Linked DNA regions of Homo sapiens: all the other regions are linked to region 2. A link is a contact called in ENCODE Hi-C or POLR2A ChIA-PET data. All regions are on one chromosome and are shown on one strand. The core of a region is the stretch at or near the end of the contact, and the rest is flanking DNA. Distances in the headings are between cores, read along the strand shown. Region 1 holds the start of GON4L (gon-4 like). Region 2 holds the start of LTAP1 (lipid transport auxiliary protein 1). Region 3 holds the start of YY1AP1 (YY1 associated protein 1).

Region 1 (4,254 bases), core at 1-2,500, 1.6 Mb after region 2:
AGAGGGAGACTCTGTCAAAAAAAAAAAAAAAAAAAAAAAAAAAAGGCATCTTATTACCCAGGAAAACTTTACTGTCATAAATAGATCCAATAATAGAATAAGCCGCCTTGTGTTAGATCACTGGCAATGTTCAAGCGAAGCCTGAATGTCCACTTATCAGAGTACTAGATGAAAGCCTGAACTAGAGAACTGAAAAATAAAAGTTATTTGTAACTCTAAGCGTCTAAGGTTAGATTTCTCTTTCTTCTTTTCTTTCTTTCTCTCTCTCTCTCTTTCTTTCCAGAGACAAGGTCTCGCTCTGTTGCCCAGACCGGAGTGCAGTGGCAAGATCCTAGTTCACTGCAGCCTCAGACTCCTGGGCTCCAGTGACCCTCTGGCCTCGGCCTCCCGAGTAGCTAGGACTACAAGGCACTTGCCACCACCCTCAACGACTTTTTTTCTTTTTTTTTTTTTGTAGAGACGGGGTCTCGATTTGTTACCCAGGCTGGTCTCAAACTCCTGGCCTCAAGCGATCCTCCCGCCCCAGCCTCCCAAAGTGCTAGGATTAGAGGCGTGAGCCACCGCGCCCGACCTACAGTTAGTTTTAAACCTCCCTTCTGTTTCTCCAAGACATTAGGGGAGATTCTCCATCCCCTCAATCAACTGATGTAATTAAAACTCAGTAACTAAAGCTCAATAAAACATGAAGATTTCGTTGATTCCTGTGAGAGATGGTGGTGACCTTATAAGAAATAGAATGGGAGTAGCCAGGGCAGCTCTTTTATTTCACAGATAATTACTGAGATCAAAAAAAGGGGAAAAAAAGAAAAAGAAAGAAAGAAAAAGAAGGAAAGAAAGACAGCTACTTCAGCTCCAGGCACCTCAAACACAGCAGTAGCTCGACAGAATCCACTTTTTTGGGAACCCAAGTCGGACCAGCAGGGTGAATGAATGCCAATGTGGAGGCAGCCCCGGCACGGCCCTCTCCTAGGAAAACATTTTCAAAAGGGGTCCTAACCGCGCTTCCACCTCGGTGCCCAGGGCTGGCTCCAGTCCCCATTCCCAACTAGACACTGGACTTCACGCCCTTAACTTCCGCCACGCACCCAGCGCCCACCCTCAGACCCGACCTTCTCAACCTGGACATCGTTCGTCCAGGTGTCCCAGCTCCCACCTGCCTCTTCCCACCCCACCACACACAAACCTGTACCCTCACCAGCCGGCCTGATTCCACGGAAACGGCTTTGGCACCACCGGAAGTCAGCCAACAACAGCGAATTGCGTGCGCGTCCCCGAGCCTCGGAGCGCCGCGCCGCAGTGCATCAAGGAGCATGCGCCTAACACTATGCGCCATCCCATTTTAGGGCAGAGTGAAGCCACAACGTTAGTGCGTCAGTTATTGGCAAAAAAATTTAAAGGCACTACTTAGCTTTCTCTGCCCATGGAGTTATCCTACTCAAAACTGAGGTTAAGATTCAGTGGTTTAGATTAACAGCTAATTTGGGGGCCAGGCGCGGTGGCTCACGCCTGTAATCCCGGCACCTTGGGAGACGGAGGCGGGCGGATTACCTGAGGTCGGGAGTTCGAGATCACCCTGGCTAACATGGTGAAACCCCGTCTCTACTAAATATACAAAATTAGCTGGGCGTGGTGGCGCACGCCTGTAATCCCAGCTACTCCGGAGGCTGAGGCAGGAGAATCGCTTGAACCCGGGAGACGGAGGTGGCAGTGAGCCGGCATCGTGCCACTGCACTCCAACCTGAGCGACAGTGAGACTCTGTATCAAAAAAAAAAAAAGATTAACAACTAATTTTTCTCACTACGAGTCACCTGGAACACAGGACCAAGGGACTGAAGAAGTCATAAAATGCCAGAAAAAGAAGTCTCTAAATTACAAATAGTGCAGGCTCCTGATTAAAACTAAGGCACTCTTGGACTCAGGCTATAGTAATTATTCATATATGTACAATATTCTGCATTTTACAAAATGCTCTCACATTTTCTTAGGTGACTTGGTCTCCACAATAGACTGTAAGATTATTATATCATATTCCAGTTTGCACAGGACAAAGTTCTGGCTCATCTGAGTAGGTGATTTCACAACGGTACACAGACAGCTATCAAGGAGAATCAGGTATTAAGTCTCCTAACTCTAGCTAATAATGCATTGACCCAGTGTCCAGGAGGCTGCCTGGGGTGTAACAGATGTTCAATAATTCAATACGTGCTTTTTGAATGAGCGAATGAATGAATGACTTCTAAAATGATGTTATTTCCACTTTTCTAGAAAAACAATGTCTGGAATCCACGGAGATTAAAAAAATAATAAAAAACAGAATGTCAAAAGGTGGAAAAATACTTTCAACCCCCTCATTTTACAGGTAAACCACCAACACAAATTTATACATTTGAACTAATCCTATCTGTAAACAGAATCCAACGGATGAAATTATCCACAGCCAAAATGAAGGTTGAAATTTATGCAAACATGGCAGTAGTCTGACTAACCTGAATCACACCAACTCTCCCAAATACCAAGGAAGACTCCAGAAGCTCGGAGTTTCATGTGTGTTGTTCTTTGACCTACAGAATACACAGATCTTTCGGTTTGGCCTCTCTCATACGAAACCCTAAGCACTTGAGGTTCATGAAAAAAATTCAACACTGATTAACTTTGGCACTTTTCATTAGTTGTTTTTTTTTTTTTTTTTAAACAGCTTTGCATACCACAATATCCATCTGTTTTACGTGTACAACCAAATTTTTTTTTTTTTTTTTTTTTCAGACGGAGTCTTGTTCTGTTGCCCAGGCTGGAGTGCAGTGGCGCGATCTCGGTTCACTGCAACCTCCACCTCCTGGGCTCAAGCGATCCTCGTGTCTCAGCCTCCCAAGTAGCGTGTGCCACCACGCCCGGCTAATCTTTGTATTTTTAGTAGAGATGGGGGTTTCACCATGCTGGCCAGGCTGGTCTCGAACTCCTGACCTCAAGTGATCTGCCCGCCTTGGCCTCCCAAAGGTTTGGGATTACAGGCATGAGCCACCGTGCCCGGCTGTTTTTTTAAAATTAGTAAATGTTCAGAGTTGTGCAACCATCCCCAGGTTTGGTCTTTCATCAGAGTTTCTGAGGTTTAAGACAGTTTCCATCCACTGTGAAATATAAGCCAAAAAAAAAAGTTCTGTAATAACCTTTAGCGGTCTCAGAAATGCATAATGATGGCAGTCGATACTGAAATCCAGGCAGTACAGAATTTTATTTTCCCAAAATTCTGGAACTCAGGACCGAGAACATTTTGCTGCTGTATTAAAGCCCAGAAAACTGAAATCAGAGGATTTCATATAATAATCTACCTATGCTTCTTACCCTTCAGTACTTTCTCGTTTTGGAACCACAGCGCGTCAGTGGGCGCGGCCTCATTCTCGGGAAAACTCGGCGGTGGGAGGAGTCCCCTCCGGGAGAGCTTCCTGAAGGGGGCGAGGGCTGACTTCCGTAATCTTTCGGAAGAGGCGGAGTCTTCTTCCGAGGACCATTCGGAAGAGGCGGAGTCTTCTTCCGAGGACCATTCGGAAGAAGGCGGAGCCTACCTCTCATCAGGACCAGTCTGACTGCACCTGCATCCTTAGCTCAGCGCATCCCCGGAGCATCTTAAGAGCTGAGCGCAGCTGACAACTAGGGGCCGGACCGTCGCAGGAGGCGTCCGCTGGATACCTTCCCCCTTCCCTGACCTAGAGCTCTACAGCTGCTGCCTCGGTACTGACCGAGGGTTCCCAGAGCTGTCTCACCATTGCAAAAACGTTATAGCAACAGCCTCTGATTACGACATGGCTGAGATCACCAATATCCGACCTAGCTTTGGTAAGTAGACTCGGGAAAACTAAGCTTGAGGTGGTCAGAATGGTTGCAAGGCCAAGGGGGCCCAGCGGCAGGGCAGAGAATGCAGCCCAGACCAGAGCCTTCAAAATGCCAGCCCCACTAAAATCGGGCCTGTGGTGGTGGGTAGTGGGTAGTGGGCAGTTGACAGTGCATGAACTTGAGCTATGGGCTGCAGGGACTGGCAGGGCCTGAGCCACACCGAGGGTGGGGAAGTCCAGGATGCTAAAACCTTGTATGGTGCACTGTCAGCACTGCTGGAGGTGAGAAACAGCAAGCGTGCGGAGGATGTGAACCCCTCCTTCTGGGGGAGGAGAGGTGGGGTAGGCCAAGCCCTCCCCCTTGGGGCACACAGGGCGGTGCCCCTTCCTCCCCCTCCCATTCCTAAGGGCTGCGGGGGAGGGAAG
Region 2 (4,285 bases), core at 552-3,051:
GCGGAAGAGAGAGGCATGTTTTAAACAAATGGACAAACATAAAAATTATGGTAAATGCTATGAAGGAAAAATCAGGGTACCATGTGAAAATAAAGAGAGGGGGAACCTACTTTAAAATAGGTAATAAGCATTCCTTTTTTGGAAGTAACATTTAAGCTAAGATCAAAAGAATGAATGAGCTAGCCAATTGAAGACCATTCCAGATCACAGGAGCAAAAAGGGTGGAAAATTCAGCCAGTGGAGCTGGGTCCCAGTGATCTGGGGAGAGCCACACAAAAGGGGGTTGGTAAGGGAAGCAGGTGTCTTTTACTTAGAAGCGAAAGACTAAAGAAGCAGAATGAGAGTGGCAGTGGGATAGCAATAATTCTGATTCACAAATGTTGGGTTTGAGATGTCTACTACAAATCTAAGTGGAAATGTCAGGTAATCAGTTGGCAATATATGTAAGGAACTCAGGAAAGAGTTCTAGGATAGAGATAAAATTTCATCTGTAGCTAAAGCCAAGGAAAGGAAGACAGTCACCTAAGGAGAAAGTACAGACAAAGATAAAAGACCACTGGGTTATTCACTTCCTATACGTCTTCTGGTAAACTGCCTCCTTTTCTTGGGCTTCTTGGTAACATGAATGGTGGAATTAGATGATTTATGGAGCTCCTCTTAAGTCTAAAATTATGTAAAGGTAACCCTTCTCATTGCTCTTGGGTTAACCTTAATGATCTCAACCCCATCCTAATCAAACAAAAAACACTGGGTAGTTTAAGATGAGCTGGGAAATATTTTACTACAAACAGTTGGGAACTTCGACCCAAGCCCTTCATTCTGCAGATACAAAAACAGAAGTTCCAGGATGAGCCACATGCTTGCCACAGCACTGAGCAGGTAAGCCAAGTTCCAAAGCGCACAGTGCCTGCTCAACTTAGTAAGTACAAGGACAAGTGCACGCAAAGAAACATGAGAATTAAAGTCATCACTAAAGGCAGAGGAAATCTCATTCTTGACCCTAAAAGATCTGGAGAAGTATGTTTAACTTGTGCCCTAAGGACCTACCTTGGGGGCATTGTGTCCCACAGGGACATGAGGTCCCCTTCGAGATTTCATTGCAAAGCGCATGATTTGCCTCTTCACAAAAATAAATAGCAGTACAAACACCTGTCCAAAAAGATGTAAAAATCCTTTAATAAAAAGTCAGTTTTGTTTTGTTTTTTTTTTAAAAAAGCATGCCTTCATTCCAAATCCCCAGATTCCGGCTCTCAGGAATGTTTCAGGGTAAAACTTGGGGCAAAGCAAGGCCGTTATGATGGGGGTGGATCTAAGAAGCCAGCAGCAGGGAGGCGTGGGGTCTGTGCTCTAGCGTTAAAGGGAGGGTTCTAGACTAACGAGGGCGGGTCGGCCCGACTAAGTGACTTAAACTCCCACCTACTCCTGGAATAAGGAGTCAAAGCCCGGATAGGCGCAGGTGAGTGGGTGGAGAATGCAGACGGGGTACAGCTCAAAAGGAGGGTCTCTACTGGGTAAGATGCGACAGCAGGAATGGGGTGGGGTAATCTCCTCACCAGGCTCCCGTAGGCCATCACCAGCACGACATTCACCCCGGAGAGCCAGTTACTGCCGGACGCCATGGCCTCCCTACCTCGCGCAGAATTGTTCGGGTTTACCCCGCTGTCCTGGCTGGTCAGCCCAGGCTCCGCCGAAGCGACGGCGCCTGGGTCCCCTGGAGCTCCCCGGCCATTTCCTTACGGGGGAAGACCAAGCCAGACCCGGCCTGAAAACATGGCGGACAGGCAGGAGAGCTGGGAAAGGAGAACGACGCCTTCCAGCTTCCCCCTGACACGTGACTCAGGCAGGCAATGGCACCCAGGAGCGTCGAGCGCTCAGACGCGGAACTACGACAGTAAGAGGAAGCGGCGGCCATCCGTGCGTCACGTGGTGGAGGCAGGGCCGCCGTGAAGGAGGCGGGGTGGACTCGCGGAGCCGGAAAGAGGTGTCTCGTGGCGAGGCGGCACGCGCACGCTTGCGTGCGCGCCCCTTTTAGCGTCACGCGCTGAGGGACGCAGGAAGGCAAGTGGGCGGGGGAAGGCGCGAGAGCGAGCGCGAGAGGGAAAAGGAGGGAGGGGGTGGGGAAGAGGGAATCTTATATCACGTGACAGGGGCGGCGCGGCCCGGGGTGTCAGTGTGGAGGAGACTGAGGTAAAGTTGGGAGCGCAGCGGCGTTGGCGGCGGCGGCGGCGGCAGCGGCAGCGCGGCGGGGCCGGGTATTGTCCGCGGCCCCTTTAAATCCGCGATCCCCCTTTTACCCTCCCTCTTTTCTCCCCTGCCCCCGCCGTATCCCCTCCCTCGGTAGGCCCCCCCACACCGTGTGTTCCCCCACTGTACACCCCCCCCCGAGTCATGCGAGCCCTGGCGCCCCCCACCTCGAGTCGGCCCCCGGAGGTTTTGTTTATGGTTGGGTTCGCGGCCTAGTGGGCCGCGCCAGAGCCGGGGCCTCGATTTGGGAGCGTGGCCGGGGCGGGGCTTGGAGCAGCCGTAGGAAGGGGGGGCCATGCGGCTAGAGCCTGAGAGGGGAGAGCGAGAAAGAGCGCGAGCGAGCGAGGCCTGGGCCTTGCCTGAGGTAGGGCTCTCTCTTCACCCCGGCCGGTGCCTGCGGAGGAGAGGGCCTCCTCCCTTTCCACCCACTGCGGGCCTCCTCTGATCCGGATCCGGCCTGGTTTGGGGGTGGCGTGGGGGAGGGAGGGCGATGGGGTGGAGCTCCCCCAAACTCCCCCATGTGGCCCTCAGTTTGGTGTGCGAAGGATTAATTTGTTCCGGCTGGGAGGTAGGGAGGAGATTGGCCCCGTGGGCTCTCGATGTGGCGCTGAGGGGGGTGAGCCTCCCATCCTCCACCCGTGGGCTTGCGTCCCCTCTCCGTTTCCAGGCTCTTTGTCAGCTCCTCTTATTACCCTCCCTTCTTTCTCACCAACCCAGTTCTTGGAATATGTTTTTGCTGCTGTCTTTAGCTTCCTGTTTATACTGTAGTTTGGGTACCCCAAACAATTGTGTTATTTGGGAAGCTGGACATGGAGGCCCCCATAGGGTGTATTTACGCTTAAGGGACGTCACTAGAGCACTGGGGTATTTGTTCACTCTTCTCATAATGGTACAGGAATGCCCAGTTTCTTCAAACCCTTAACCTTGTGGACAGCCCTTAAATTGCTTTGCAAACTGATGTCACAAACTGGAGACTGCTCCTTTTCCACCATTCTTGAAATGTAGCCACCTCTGGTGTAGGATGTTGTGGAAAGAAAAACACCACAGTAACAGGCGTTTTTGTTATTATTGTTAACGTTTTTGCCTTTGACTCTCCCTGATTATTAAATGGAGAAATCCTTTTTTTTTGTCTTCTCTCCCATCCTACCTTCCTCCGCCGCATATCCTGTTTTGGGGATACCTGATGTGACTTGCTGGGAGGTGATGGACATTACTAGTAACCAGCGTTTCTAGAGAATTAAAACATTTTGGCTGTGTATCAGTTGATAAAACTGCTTTGAGATCTGTCTCCATTGTACTTAAAGATTAGACTATCCCAATGATTACAGAGAATTAAAACATTTTGGCTGTGTATCAGTTGATAAAACTGCTTTGAGATCTGACACCATTGTCCTTAAAGATTAGACTATCTCAATGATTGTTTCCTTTGTGAATGGGAAATATTGCTGGCACATAAACTAGTGATGAAAGGCCTAAAAATGTCCTGTTTTGTTTTTCATCTTTAAAGCTCCTCCTTGCTATGTCCTAACTGGGAAGTACTCTTACTAACTAGATATCAAGGTGGTGGGGAAGGGGATGCAGGGGCCATTTCAACAAAGCATCTACAGAAATTAGTTGTTCTGTTAGAGGTAGCAAATTTTACCCAACTCAGTCTAGCTTCAGTTTCTGAATTGTTTCTTAAATTAGATTGTAAGCTCCCTGAGGGCAGCTACTAAGTCATACTGCTTTTGTATTTTCCTGAAGTATTGGACACATAGTAGATTCTCAATAAATATTTGTTATTTAGTTTTTTCAGTGAAATTTCTCTGGCTATTTTTTTAAGTAGCTAGTTTTCAAAAAAGAGTCAAGGGCACTCCTGTGTTGAAACCTCTGTTTACTCTCGCACGATTTCCTTGGTCTCCAATACTTCTCACCCTACTTCCTTTAAATCTTTTTATTTTCTAAGAAAGAGCAAGTAAGTAACAAGATTCTTCATCTCCAGTGTGATAGCTGGGAATGGGTCTGCTTGCTACTAATTCTGTGCCCTCAAGTGATCCATTCC
Region 3 (4,647 bases), core at 546-3,045, 1.5 Mb after region 2:
TTCCAACTTTGTCACCAATTTAACATGCGGCCTTGGAGAAGTTCTCTCCTTATGCCTAAATTTCCTATTTTGTAAAATGGAAGAAAGCATCCTACCATTTTCACAGAGATTCAGTATCACAAAGAAACTGAAAGAGCTTTCTTATTGTATTGTAAACTATTACTATAAACCCGCGACAACAAATAAGGCCACCCATTCTTTACAGCTTTGTAGCAATGATTCTGTTAAAGATATTTTGGCCCTTCACATTTACACAACTCACTCTAACCAAAGGCACAAACTATTCTTAAGACCACAACTGGCTATGCCAAGTTTCTCCCCTCCCTGACCTCACAGACACATGCTGTACAGAACACTACCATTGCCGCTCTTTCCCAACAAGTAACTAGGGGCTCCCAATCCCTAAAATACACACACATATCAACCTGCAAGGAACCTCCCAACATTTATTCAAGAAATAAGCTAACTTATAAGGGGAACTCCATTACACTTACACAAATAAAGGCAAACTCTTACGGAAACACTTGCCATCCTCACATACACACACCAACACAGCCGCTACACACCAACAGACCATCTGTCTGCTAGACCAAAAACATCTCTTTCCATGTACAAACTAACCAGTGACATTTATTAAACGTACAACACTGAGATCATCCTGTCGTTCCCACATACCGTTCAACGCGGCAGGGACACCACAGACCTTGTCACACAGGTAAAATCCCCTCTCAAGATCGTGTCCTCGACCACTCTTATCCCTTAATTAAACACACACAAACTGGACTATGGGGGAGGCTCCGATCATGCCTACAAACACAAACTAACCTGTCAGGGGCACAGCCGACTCCGCCTCCACTCGCTTACTTCCCAGCCCCCTCCGGGAGTCTGCCTGTCAGGGACACCCCTTCACCCCGCCTGGAGGGACTTCCCGGTAGGCTCAGGATCCCCCTCCCTGCTCTCCCCTCCCCCATCTTCACCACTGCTCTCCCAGAGGTCCAGGTCCGGGAGATGACAGTGGCTCCCAGAAAGCCCAGGATTCAATCGCTGAGAGAGTGCTTAGGCCCGAATGCCGGCCCAAATCGTTCTACTCACCGTGTCGGAGGCCGAGAGCGATGAGAGTACAGGGAAGTGAGGAAGAGGGGGTGGCCGCCAGGCTCCTCCGCTTCCCTGGGTCCACCGCGGATCCCTCCCGCTTGTCAGGAGGCGGCCAGCGGGTAAGCCGACTGGCGGAAATGCGAGAGAGGAGAAGGGAAAGGTGGAGGGCTAAAGGGGCAAACTGAGAGGAGGCGGATCCCGCAACCGACACTGGGATCGTTTCCCCTCGCAAAGCGAACCCAAAATGGCGGCGGCAGCGGCGGCAGCAGAGTGGCCGCGGCAGCTCCTCCAGAGGGAGGGAGCTAAGGGCGCCTAGCGACACCCCCAACCTCCCACTCCTCCCTCCTCGCGTTCTTCCCCACGGTCCCCCGCTTCGCCCGACTCCGGCCATGTAGCGCGCACGTCAGCCCGCACGCGTACGAGTGTCTACGGGCTCGTCGCTGGCTGCTCCCACCAACCACCACCTTCGGCCGTCCTGCGAGCCAGCCATCCCGTACGCGCTCACCCACGGGAACCTCCTCGCCCAGTTCTCCACTCCCCCTCAGACCCTGTCAAGCCGGCTCCAGCGCAGGCCCTCACGCGTACCTTCAGCGGCGCGAGCCCAAGCCTTCTCCACCTCCTCTTCTCTCCTCCCCCTCCCTCCCCGCCCGCACGGCCACCAACCGCCGCCAAAGCAGCCGCCGCCAGCACCCCCACCCTACACTCCTCGCGCGTGCGCCTCCCACAGTCCCCACCGCGGGACTGTTCCATTCCTGGCGGCTGCAGGGGCAGGAGAGGAAGGGACCGGCAAAGCGAGTCTGGCTTGCCGTTTGACTGGAATTGCCAGGGTGGCCGGCCGAGTCCCATGACAACCTACCTCCCTGGGTTCGTCGCCGCGGCGCTGCGGCTCGCCTCCTCCTCCATGGGACCGCGGCGAGGGGATCGAGGGCGGCCTAGCGCCCCTCTGCCGGCCGGTGGTTGGAGGCCGCGGCGGCTGCGCGTTGAGTCGTTTCCTGCCGGATGACCCGACCCTTTTTTGCAGTCTCAGGACGGGCGCTTTGGAGCCGGCCCCAGGCAGCGTGTGTCGGTCGCCTAGTCTGGAGAACTAGTCCTCGACTCACGGTGAGGGAATGGACCGACACGGGTATTGTACCGCTGAGGGAAAGGAGCGGGACTCCGGACCTCCAGGAGGTAGGGAGTGAGGCCGGTAGACCGGCGCGCCTCCGGGGGGGATTCCTCCCGGGCGTTGAGTTGCCAACCTGGGACCCGAGGAAGTTCGGCGTGGTGGTGTGCTTTTTGTTGTTGTTAACCCTCCTCGGATTTCTCGAATTTCACACCACTGTCCATATGCGATGATGTTTGTTTGCCCTTGACGCACTTACTCATGGATGGTACTTCAGCCTCGTTAGACAGCCTGGTGATGGAGGATGAAGAAACCATGTGCTTCTCATTCAGTTCTGGACTCAGTTTCCCTTGTCTTCAGCAAGTTATTTTTGTTAGTTCCTTATCAAAAAGTGTACATAAAAATTAGGCAACTCCAAACATGCCTCCAGGGTTGGTGTGTGAAATAATAAGATAGGGCTGGGCGCGGTGGCTCACGCCTGTAATCCCAGCACTTTGGGAGGCCGAGGCAGGTGGATGACAAGGTGAAGAGATCGAGACAATCCTGGCCAACATGGTGAAACCCCGTCTCTACTAAAAATACAAATATTAGCCGGCCGTGGTGGCGGGCGCCTGTAGCCCCAGCTACTCGGGAGGCTGAGGCAGGAGAATTGCTTGAACCCGGGCGGCGGAAGTTGCAGTGAGCCGAGATCGCGCCACTGCACTCCAGCCTGGCGACAAAGCGAGACTCCGTCACACACACACACACACACACGAAATAATAATATATGTAAAGTGGAATTAGCTCCTAGGCATAGGGAAGGTGCAGAGTATTGCCGTGTTGTCATTTACAGTTCTGTTGATGTCGATAACGTTTGTGGGTGTAATGGGTAGTGTTCTGTCCCTCCAAGTCGTTAATAAAACAAAGCAGGCCGGGCGTCTTGTTAAATAGTTGTATCAATGACTTGATTTAGATTAATGAGGATATATTTTTCAAATTTATGCCTTTTACAAAATTTTTAAAGAGTAGGTAATGTCGGTGATAGATATAAAGAAAGGAAAAGATCTCCAGATGTGGAATCTTCTACTGGATCCTGTAACAGAAAGAAGACATTAGGCTGGGCGCAGTGGCTCACACCTGTAATCTCAGCACTTTGGGAGGCGGAGGAGGGCGCATTGCTTGAGCCTAGGAGTTCGAGACCAGCTTAGGCAACACGGTGAAACCCCATCTCTACAAAAAGACACAAAAATTAGACAGGTGTGGCACACGCTTGTAGTCTGAGCTACTTGGGAGGCTGAAGCAGGAGGATTGAGGAAGAGGTTGCAAAGTTAGCCGAGATCACGCCATCACACTGCAGCCTAGGTGACAGAGCGAGACCCTGTCTCAAAAAAAGAAAGAAGACATTAGCAGAAAAGCTGAGGAAATGCAAATAAAGTCTGCAATTTTTAAATAGTATTGTACCAGCTTTAATTTCTTAATTTTGAAAATTGTACCATGGTCATATGTATGTAACATTAAGGAAACTCTAATGAAAATTGTAAGAAAGCACTTTGTACTACCTTTGCAACTCTTCTGTAAATTTACACTTTTTTTTGTTTGTTTGCTTTGAGATAGGATCTATGTCGCCAAGGCTGGAAGGCAGTAGTGCAGTCCTGGCTCACTGCAACCTCAAGCTCCTTGGCTCAAGGGATCCTCCCACCTCAGCCATCTGAGCAACTAGGACTACAGGCACATGCCACCACATCCAGCTAATTTATTTTATTTTTTTTTTGAGACGGAGTCTCGCTCTGTCACCCAGGCTGGAGTGCAGTGGCGCGATCTCGGCTCACTGCAAGCTCCGCCTCCCGGGTTCGCGCCATTCTCCTACCTCAGCCTCCTGAGTAGCTGGGACTACAGGCACCCGCCACCACGTCCAGCTAATTTTTTGTATTTTTAGTAGAGACGGGGTTTCACCGTGTTAGCCAGGCTGGTCTCGATCTCCTGACCTCATGATCCACCTGCCTCAGCCTCCCAAAGTGCTGGGATTACAGGCGTGAGCCACCATGCCCAGCCTCCACTATCGAACTTTAGAACATTTTTTATCACCCCCAAAAGAATCTTATCAGTAAGTTGCTTTCCATTCCTCCCTCCCATTGCCTCTCGCAACCACTAAATCAGTTTATGTAATTAATAAGCAAATTATGGACATTTCATGTAATTGAAATCATACTATATGCAACTGTCTTCTTTTACTTTGTTTTGAAGGTTCATCCAGTTGTGTAATGCATCAGAACTTTGTTTCGTATTGCCAAATAATATTCCATTATATGGCTATACCACGTTATGTTTATTCATCAATTGATGGACATGTGAGGTATTTCCACTTTTTGGCTCTTATGCATAATACTGCTACGAACATTTGTGTACAACTTTTGCATACACTTGTTTTTATTTCTCTTTTATACCTGAGAGTGGAATTGCAGGTTCATATG

What was found. A loop is a pair of places that touch in the nucleus more often than their neighbours do. ChIA-PET counts read pairs that join two places held with the same protein, here RNA polymerase II (POLR2A). Pooled maps may share reads with other maps.
Region 1: a loop to region 2 is called in a map of CD4-positive, alpha-beta T cell, with 32 times the contacts of the local background. The contact joins the promoter of GON4L here to the promoter of LTAP1 in region 2. A Hi-C loop is called at or near these places in 3 of 168 maps with a recorded cell type or tissue (CD4-positive, alpha-beta T cell and CD8-positive, alpha-beta T cell), 2 of 37 single-sample maps with no recorded cell type and 11 of 50 pooled maps.
Region 3: a pooled map shows a loop between it and region 2 (16-fold over the local background). The contact joins the promoter of YY1AP1 here to the promoter of LTAP1 in region 2. A Hi-C loop is called at or near these places in 6 of 50 pooled maps. POLR2A ChIA-PET finds 5 or more read pairs at or near these places in 2 of 52 experiments (naive thymus-derived CD4-positive, alpha-beta T cell and naive thymus-derived CD8-positive, alpha-beta T cell).

The regions. Positions count from the first base shown.
Region 1 is chr1:155,855,964-155,860,217 of GRCh38, forward strand. GON4L (gon-4 like) reads right to left here and starts at 1,251. Exons shown (of 32, transcript NM_001282860.2): 1 at 1,184-1,251. It overlaps SYT11 (synaptotagmin 11), which reads left to right and starts at 3,604. Exons shown (of 4, transcript NM_152280.5): 1 at 3,604-3,832. The coding sequence starts at 3,799. RefSeq lists enhancers at 1,131-1,330, 1,617-2,204, 3,445-3,554, 3,745-3,844.
Region 2 is chr1:154,218,789-154,223,073 of GRCh38, forward strand. It overlaps LTAP1 (lipid transport auxiliary protein 1), which reads right to left and starts at 1,802. Exons shown (of 7, transcript NM_001098616.3): 1 at 1,554-1,802; 2 at 1,048-1,149. The coding sequence starts at 1,619. It overlaps UBAP2L (ubiquitin associated protein 2 like), which reads left to right and starts at 2,167. Exons shown (of 27, transcript NM_014847.4): 1 at 2,167-2,187. RefSeq lists enhancers at 1,175-1,922, 1,501-1,940, 1,923-2,670 and silencers at 1,261-1,330, 2,191-2,340.
Region 3 is chr1:155,686,979-155,691,625 of GRCh38, forward strand. It overlaps YY1AP1 (YY1 associated protein 1), which reads right to left and starts at 1,796. Exons shown (of 11, transcript NM_139119.3): 1 at 1,681-1,796; 2 at 1,093-1,223. It overlaps DAP3 (death associated protein 3), which reads left to right and starts at 2,113. Exons shown (of 13, transcript NM_004632.4): 1 at 2,113-2,196. It also overlaps the pseudogene LOC124904430. RefSeq lists enhancers at 1,202-1,836, 2,212-2,261 and a silencer at 1,672-1,721.